Linked DNA regions of Homo sapiens: region 1 is linked to region 2. A link is a loop called in an ENCODE intact Hi-C map of the cell type or tissue named here. Cell type or tissue: mammary epithelial cell. All regions are shown on one strand. Each heading gives the region's core, and the rest is flanking DNA. Links, peaks and the distances in the headings are about the cores only. Region 1 has its middle 96 kb from the start of LINC01309. Region 2 has its middle 58 kb from the start of ERCC5.

The links. A loop is a pair of places that touch in the nucleus more often than their neighbours do. Peaks named below come from ENCODE experiments on the same cell type or tissue, not always from the same donor. Only the 100,000 strongest peaks of a DNase experiment are listed, where the experiment ranks them.
Region 1: it touches region 2 in a loop (9-fold over the local background); 1 of 110 quality-filtered maps calls a loop at or near these places.

The regions. Positions count from the first base shown.
Region 1 is chr13:103,326,697-103,331,094 of GRCh38, forward strand. No RefSeq gene overlaps it. Among named protein-coding and RNA genes, the nearest start is that of LINC01309, 96 kb to the right of the region's middle. In mammary epithelial cell, for the core only: a CTCF peak has its summit at 2,410 (motif pointing left); no DNase peak of the experiment used is centred there.
Region 2 is chr13:102,901,424-102,905,821 of GRCh38, forward strand. No RefSeq gene overlaps it. Among named protein-coding and RNA genes, the nearest start is that of ERCC5, 58 kb to the left of the region's middle. In mammary epithelial cell, for the core only: a CTCF peak has its summit at 2,430; a DNase peak (open chromatin) is centred at 3,068; H3K27ac peaks cover 1,196 bases.

The DNA.
Region 1 (4,398 bases), core at 224-4,223, 430 kb after region 2:
CATGGGGAGACTACACACACACAAACACACACCTACACCTCTTCCCCCCAAAACACACACCAGAAGTGTGCACTCTTGAGAACAATGTCAGGGAGCCCCAACTATTTCACCTCACAGCTGTTTCAATCTTCCTAGCTCTGGAAGACATGTGAGCTGAGATGGTTTTAAGATGGCCCCAACCCAGCCACCATCTGACTCCAATAGCATGAGAGGCTTCTAAGGAGAACTTTCTTGATAAGTCCAGTCAACCTCACATTTGTAAGCAAAATAAATGATTTTTTAAATTGTTTAGTTATTGTTTTAAGTGATTTGTTATACAGCAGTAGATAACTGGAGCATTTTATTATGCAAAAACATTTAATTGGTTTTGTTTAAACCTCTCTCTTCTAGACTATGCCCACAGAAACCCTTGATATCTCCTTCAGAATGATTCTTAAATGTCTTGCCTTCAATGAACAAGCTTTTGACTTCTGAATGTGCCTTCTCTCCTAGCAGCATAGCTCCCCTTTTCTCCATTCTATTCCTTTCTCTTCCCCTCTTTCTTTCTTTGTAATGTTTTTTTCTTTCTGTTACAGAAGCCTCTAAATTTGAACAGAAGAGAGATTTTTTAAAAATTCCTTTCAGATATATAAAACCGAGGGACAAAAATTGGTATCACCTCAAAAAATCAGGACTTATGGATTCCAGTTTTTCCATTGACCATTTGAATCCACAATGACTCATCAGTGTACATTCATATATCAAGAATTGCCTACATATCACAAAAGTGTATTTTTTGACATCATGTCGGAGAAGATGTGGTTAAAATTCCTATTCAGACCCTGAATTCACTTAGGAGCTAAGTTAGGAGCACTTATGTCTTTCGTGCTTTGATTTTGTTATTTTTGTTTACAAATCATGATTTGCATTTGAGAATAATTCTGGTTGCACTTTTAAATGCAAGTAAATAACTTTTTTCTGTCTCAAAAGACAATAATCAGAAAACTATAGGATTTTAGGCAAAACAGATAGAATAACAACTTATGGTTGACTATTTGGAAATTTGTATGGGAGGAGGTCATTTTACCTTTCAGTTTTGTGGATGGCAGTGGAGTGGCACTTGCTTTGGTGGAGTGGACCAGTCGTTAGTGACCCCATCTGAAACTACGGGAACATCTTCAACTTCTGAGGCCATTGCATGTAATGATCTGTGTCCTTGAGCATTACTTGTAATTACAAGAGAAGAGACACCATCCTCTCAGTACTAAAAAATAGCACTGCAATTAACTGTAGACGAAAATCAATGCCTCTTCACTCTAGGGATATAGATCAGTAATTCTCTTCATAATTTCCCAATTCTTAGTACTATCCCTTTTCCTTTTACAGAAAAACAAAATCATAGAAGTAAAAATGGGAACTCCCCATTGAGCTGTCTCTTAACTCTTCTTAATCATTTGTCCATTCCAATCCTCTCCTTGCTTTTACTTAATACTAAGTGAGGTCTTGGTTCTTCAGCTGAAAGGTTTTTGTTTTGTTTGTTTTCCTTCCAGTTTTGCTTCATTACTGTTGGCGTGTCCATGGCTTTGAAAAATAAAATGTGCATAGGGTTTTCTAATAAAAATAAACTTTTCTTTATTCCTAAAGATGCTATAGATTCTTAATTACTACAAAGCCCGCTCCACAGACTTCAATGAAATAGTATAGGGAGTTGGTGAATAAGGTTCTTATCCTGCCCCAAGGCTCTTTTCATTGATGAAAATGATAATGTAAACTTTGTTAAGATTAACCCCTCAAAATCATCATATTGGATATTCTCTTTTACATATAAATTATTTACAGAATCCTAAACATTATGTATAATAATGCAGAAGGGATCCAGGATATCACCTTTTTGTTTTCATCCTCACATAACTCTGTGCATTTAAACCATAAAATATGCACAAATATCTCAGATGCATCACATATTCCATTTTTTTTTCTGTCTCCTCCTGGCATAGATGTCACCACCAGCTGAGTTTTGGTTGGCAGTCACTTGTTCCATCTTATGAGGAAGAGAGGTGTTGGTCATAAGACATGCATGTCTAGGCATTGTGGTATCTGGTGTCCACTTTTCTTTTGCAAAAATTAGCCTGGCCAGTGCTGATATCAGTTAAGCTTCAGCATTGAAAATTCAAAGCCTAAATGTCTGCTTGAGGAAAATACCTGCTCCAGAGAAATTTCCATATTCTTGGTATGATTATTATGTTTTTTCATCAGGAAGGAATAAGGGGTGACTCCTGATGCTGGCTGTATTAGTCAGCATGAGAAAGAGAGAAAGAAAGACATTTAGGAATTAGCAGATATGATTGTGGGGGCTGGCAAGCCTTAAATCTATAGGGCAGGCTGGCAGGCTGAAAATTCAGGGAAGAGTTTATGCTGCCATCTTGAGTTGGAATTCCACAGAGTAGCAGAGAGGAAACGCAGGCAGGGCTTCTATGTTGCAGTCTTGTGAAAGAGTCCTTGTACATCCAAGAACCTCAGTCTTTTCTCTTAAAGTCCTTAAACTGATTGAACTACTAGGAAGAATCATTTGCTTTACTCAAAGTCCACTGATTTAAATGTTAATCACATCTAAAAAAATGCCTTCACTGAGAAATCTAGACTGGGGTTTGACCAAATACTGACACCATAACCTAGCTAAGTTGACACAAAAAATTAACCATCACACTGGACTTTATATAGGGCTGTGTTTAAACCACCCTAGAGATATCTGTTCAGTCTTTAAAGTCTTTGCTGAGAAAGTGTGCCATAGACTTTCTTGAATTTCAAATTGAATGAAAATTCCTTTTTAAATATTTGTCTTAAAGTCTGTTTGTTTGTTTGTTTGTTTAAAGGCAGAGTCTCACTCTGTTGTCCAGGCTGGAGTGCTGTGGCTCAATCTCGGCTCACTGCAACCTCTGCCTCCAAGGTTCAAGCGATCCTCCTGCCACAGCCTCCCGAGTAGCTGGAATTACAGGGGTGCACCACCACACCTGGCTCATTTTGTATTTTTGGTAGAGATGACGTTTCACCACGTTGGCCAGGCTGGTCCTGAACTCCTGGCCTCAGGTGATCCTCCCGCCTCGGCCTTCCAAAGTGCTGGGATTACAGGCATGAGCCACCACACCCTGCCAAGTTTAATTTTTAAATCTACTGTCCTTACACTTTTCTGTAGTAGAAAAGGATACTAATTAGACTTCTTATATAATTCCTATTAAATTGATATGATTCTATAAACAACTTTTAAAATAATCCTCTAACAGATTATTTCTACATGATATGAACAGTCCCGCATGTGCCTTGTGATGTGGTTTTAAGCTCCTAGGTTTAGCTTGTTTTTTTAAAAGCAGTTTTTATTGTATAATTCACATTTCCTACAAATAATTCACTTAAAGTGAGTAAGTAAATGGCTCTTAGCATTTTCAAAGAGTTTTACAACCATCAATATCATCAATTTCGGGACATTTTCATCCCCCCAGAATGAAACCCTGTGCCCATTAGCAGTCACTCCATATTTCCTCTCAACTCTCCCTCTGCACCAGCCTGGGCCCCACGAACCTACTTTATGCATCTTTGAATTTGTATATAAATCTGGACATTTCATATAACTGGAATGGTGCAATGTGTGGCCCTTTCTGACTTGTCAAGGTTAGTTTTAAACTTTCAACTTTGTTAAGACCCACAAAATAGAAATGATTCCAGTAGAATGACTGAGAGCAGGTTAAAAAATTATTTTCAAAAATCCATTGGGCATTTATTTTTTTATTAGCTCCTCTCACCAAAAGTGAGTCACTTTGTTTACTTTTTAAAAATGTTTTAACAGAATCATGAGTTTGGTTCTTGTTTTGTGAATTCTGAATTAGGGCTTATTTTTCTGAAACAGACGTGGAACGTTTGCTCAGTTTTTCTCACAGTCCAGTCACTCTCTTCCTTGCAGCCTGGAGATGGTTTAAGGGGCCAACCACATCCTACCAGAAGCACCACCCACCCCGCGCACTCACTCCTGCATTCCTGACTCAGTTCCCAATCCTGCTCCCTTGTCAGCAGCGTCTAATATGCTCCCATTTCCACTTTACACTATTTAAATCACAATTTGTTTTAAATATAAAATTTGTCACCCAATTATCTTATTTTCTCCACATTGCTTTACTTTGCACTCGGTGTTCACACATATATATTATTCTCAAGTGATTGTCAAAAATTTTTGGTAAAATCTGGGATGTAGCTATAATTAATTGCTTTGTATACAAATGAAACGATAGTTTTCTTAACTGATATTCAGAAAAAATTATTTTTCATAACCGTGTAGCAATATCTTCCTATTAGATGTACATATTTAAAAACAAAATAGGGTGAATTATCATATAACCAATGATTTAATAACTGAAAAGTATGTGAAGG
Region 2 (4,398 bases), core at 120-4,119:
ATTTAAGAATTAGAAGATGTAAAACATAATAAACACATTTTGTAATCACGTATTGGAAAGAAATTAAGGAAACATTTTGTGCAACATTCAAGGGGTCAGGGGAACAAAGTACTAGAACTCTTGGAAACAGATTTCATATTTTTTTAAGAAATAATTCAAGGAGGCTTAAAGGGAATTATAAGAATGCAACTATTAATTAATGCATAATAAATAGTTGAATAAAGAATAAGTAATGCAACTACCTTTTACTTTCCTTGAATTTTAGTTTTTCTTCTTTTGGAAGCCTCTAATGGTTGTCATTCATTCATTTATTTATTCAGTATTTACTGAAAACCCACAATGTGCCAAGCAGGGGCTGCAGACACAATAGTGAATAGACAGACAGAGCCAGTCCTCACGGAGGCCATGAGCCCAGTGCAGATGGGCAGAGGCAGAACTGGGGATGGCCTGGTAGGGGGAATACATGAAAACCAATCAGTGCTAGGTGTCCTGGCAGGGGGAGCTTAACCCACAACCAGGGCACAGTGAGGGCTTCTGAGGGAAGGTTTAGCTGGGTGAAGGAGATGGAGGTGAGGGCAGAGAGGAGAGACGGGACATGTCCTAGGCAGAAGGAAGTGTGTGTGCTAAGCTTTGGGGGCAAATAGGAGTGACTTGTTCTGATGACTCGCTGGAAAGACTGTAGCTTCTACGAACCTTTGCTGAAGTAATAACCATTATTAGTGGAATAGTCACTGCTTTCAGGACTGTTTTTAGAGATTTCCAGTATAGCATCTCACTGAATCATCCTGACAACCCTAGCGGCATTAACCCAATTTATATATGAAGATGTGGCTCCACAGAAATAAGCCTCCTCCCAGGTTACACATGGGTGGCAGTTGTTGGGATGGGAACCTCTGTCTCTACGGCACCAAAGCTTGTGCTGTTTACAGAGTATGGCCTTGTGTAAGTTTTCCACTCTGAGCCCTGCAAGGAAATCTCGAATTTTAATTTTATTCTAGCTAATTTGGAGCTATCCAGTTTCGTAAACCTTGTCTTCGTTTGCCACCTGAGCACAAATTAGCTTAAGTGGGCTACTCTTGAGATGAGCCTGCAGAAATGTACTCCTGTTCATAATATGTCTCCAAGAGTAGAATTTTATGAATCCACATACATACCCAGCAAAGACTTCACTAAGTTTTTCTTTGCAAGGAATATTGAGCACGTATTAGAGCGATTAATTTAAAGGTGTATGTTGATCTTAAAACACTAATGTGGGAAGCGAAAGACCGTATTATATAAAGGAGATGCTGAGGTGGAAGCAAATGCTGTTCTTTTGCTTGGGCAACGGCTCAGGAAGAATGAAATGAATGAAATGCGGGCTGCCCTCTGGTGACTTTTCAGCAGAGAAGGCCAAGGGGGTGGGGATGAACTTTAAAACCTCATCTGATCTGTTTGTGGCCATATTCTGTGAACGGTGCTGATGTTTATAGGTCTGTTACTAGGCGGGAACTCTCCCTGAATCAGCAGAGTTAAGCCATGGGGTGATGTGAGAACACCAGTTCTTGGAAACCACCTTTCAGCAATCTTTCAACGGGAGGGCCCGCATGGACTCAGGCAGCACAGCCTTCCAATGCCAAAGACCAGGCCGTAGGGACCTAGTGGGAGAATGGAAGGACACCGATATCTTTGGCAGCAAAGTGCTTGTCTAAGTGGAAATGGCCTTTGGTGCCTGTTAGCCTGAGGTTGGCCAGGCACCTCTGTCCCTGGAGGGCGATATTGCAGAGTAAGCTGCAAGCCCTGGCTGGAGGACTCCGACAGGTGACAGGATGTAAGCTGATGCAGGAGCAGGGTGGTAGGTGAGGGGTGGTGGTGGGGGGTGGCTCGGAGAGCTGCCACGATGTCAGAGTCTGTCCTGTGAGCACGAGGTGCAGAGGACGGTGCTGACTGCCACAGGAGAGCAGAGGCAAGGCAGCCACTGAATGTTCCAGAATGGAGAGGAGGGAAAACGTTGTGTTTAAAACTTCTTGTGGGAAATGGCTACCCGGCACAGGCACAACTTCAAAAGCAGGATGGTAGAAATGGAAACCCGAGGGAGAGACTCCAAGGTTATTGAGGAAAAGAATCACAAGATGTTTTTCTCTGATCGTCTCTTTATTGTCCTCGTTCCTGGTTGAATTTTGAGCTGACCAGCAGAGCCTGAAGTCTGCCGATTGTCGTCTCTACGAAGCAGATGACTGAATACGGAGTTTGATAAATGCAAGAAGTCAAAGCCAACATCTGAAGAAATTTCAGCTGGGATGCTGATGCAATCTCTCTTAGACGAAATGCTTGCTTTGCTTCTATTTCATGCTCCTACCAAGCAGGTGAAATTCTAAGGATTTAGATACCATTACCCTAGAGATCCCAGAATAAAATTCGAGTATGAAATTACAGATGATCGCCACTGGGAGGCCCCAGTGATCTGCAAAATGAACTTTTCCTTCTGGATAAATAAGTGAAAATAAAAGAAATGATTTAAGCAAGTGAATTGAATTATAAAAGATGATATGCAAATGCATCAAAAGCGGCAAGGGGTAAATACACAACAATGTAATGTGATAAACGTGTGGTGTTGTCTTCTTTAATTAGACATTGTTTAAATTCCGCCCCTTGCCTGCGCACTATGCACACGTTATAAAATACATTCTCCAAGTAGAGGAGAAATGGGGGCTGGTTTCTAGTTCTTTGAACGCCGTACAGGTGTTCGTTGGTGTGTGGTGAGGCGGAAGGGGTGACGAGGGAGGAGAGGGAAGAGGATGCCAGTGTAAGGGAATGAAGACAGGGAGCAAGCAGAGAGGACACTGGGGTGGGAAGAGAGGTTTTGCTTCTTACAGCCTAAGAGGAAATGTCTGATCGGACTTGTCAGATTTCCATTTCTTGTAATCTAGTGGTTCTCAAACCTGAGGGTGCATCTGAATCACCTGGAGGTTTTGTCAAAACACAGGTTGCTGAACCCCAACTCCAGAGTTTCTGATTCAGTGATTTGGAATGCGGCCCAAAGATTTGTGTTTCTAAGTTCCTGGTGATGCTGATGCTCCTGGTCTGGGAACCAGACTTTGAGACACACTGTGTGGCTGTACACTACGTCTCCATCTTCAGAGATCATCATTTGAGACTGGGGCACGTTGGTACGAAAGGGAGATGCTTCCACCTACCTGCTCCACTGTGTCCTCCACTCATTTCATCTGCTGTGTCTGATGATTCACATCTCTAAAATGCACCTCTTTCTGGAAAGAACACCTCCCCAAGAGGCCTTCTATGAACCACCTGGGCAAATTCCTCTAGGCTCCATCCTTCCCAAGTTCTTGCAAGATTGCATGATACAGGCTACCATTTTTGCATGCACTTAATATTCTTTATGTGCCACGTATGCCCATTTGAGTCTAACACTTTAAGCATAGTTATAGTCTATGAAGTGAAGACGAAGTGAGAAAAATTGTGCAGAGCTTATTTGACAGCCAGAGACTAAGGGGATATTTCTTAAAATTATAGTTTGGGGACTTTGAATATGAGACGTGTGTCAGCTATTAAAGAACAGAGAGTGACAGTGTTTAATTTTATTGCTACAGTGTGTAATAGCTCCAAATTCAGACAGGCTCTTAATTAAAAATGTGCTCCTAGTACCAGAGATTGGATTCCCAACCTTTATATGGTCTTCAGAGGTATGATTCTGATATACACGAACAGTGACAATGTTGAGTGTGGGATTTATGGGGTACAGAGGAGTTTGTAAGGGATGGGGGAGCATGGTGGGGGAAGCTCAGTCAGAGTTTTTGATTTCATCATTGTAGGGGTGTACCTGGGCATGCACCTTGTTTTCACCCACCTTCACCACTTGCCGGATAAGCTAGAAGATGATTGGCATTGGTGAGATTTTTTTTTTTTTTTTTTTTTGAGATGGGGTCTCACTCCTACAGCCTTGACCTCCCAGGTCAAGTGATCCTTCCACTTCAGTCACCCCAGTAGTTGGGACTACAGGTGCGTGCCACTACACCTGGCTATTTTTTTGTATTTTTTTTGTAGAGATGGACTTTCACTATGTTGCCCAGGCTGGTCTCGAACTCCTGGGTTCAGGCAATCCACCCACCTTGGCCTCCCAAAGTGCTGGGATTACAGACATGGTCCACTATACCCAGCCTTGCTCGGTGAGTTTTTCTTTTCTTTTTTTTTTTTTTTTTTGGTCACAAGTGAAATATTCTGGCAGCAGTGGGGTATAGTATTTTTTCTCTTCAAATTTGGGATGAATTCAGGGCATATTCTTCCATGAAACTGGCATCATAATACCTCCAACTAGATAATCTCCATTAAGTAATTTAAAAAACTGAAATTCATTATTATCATTGTAAAAAAAATTTTAAAATAAATTAAGAATTTTGACAG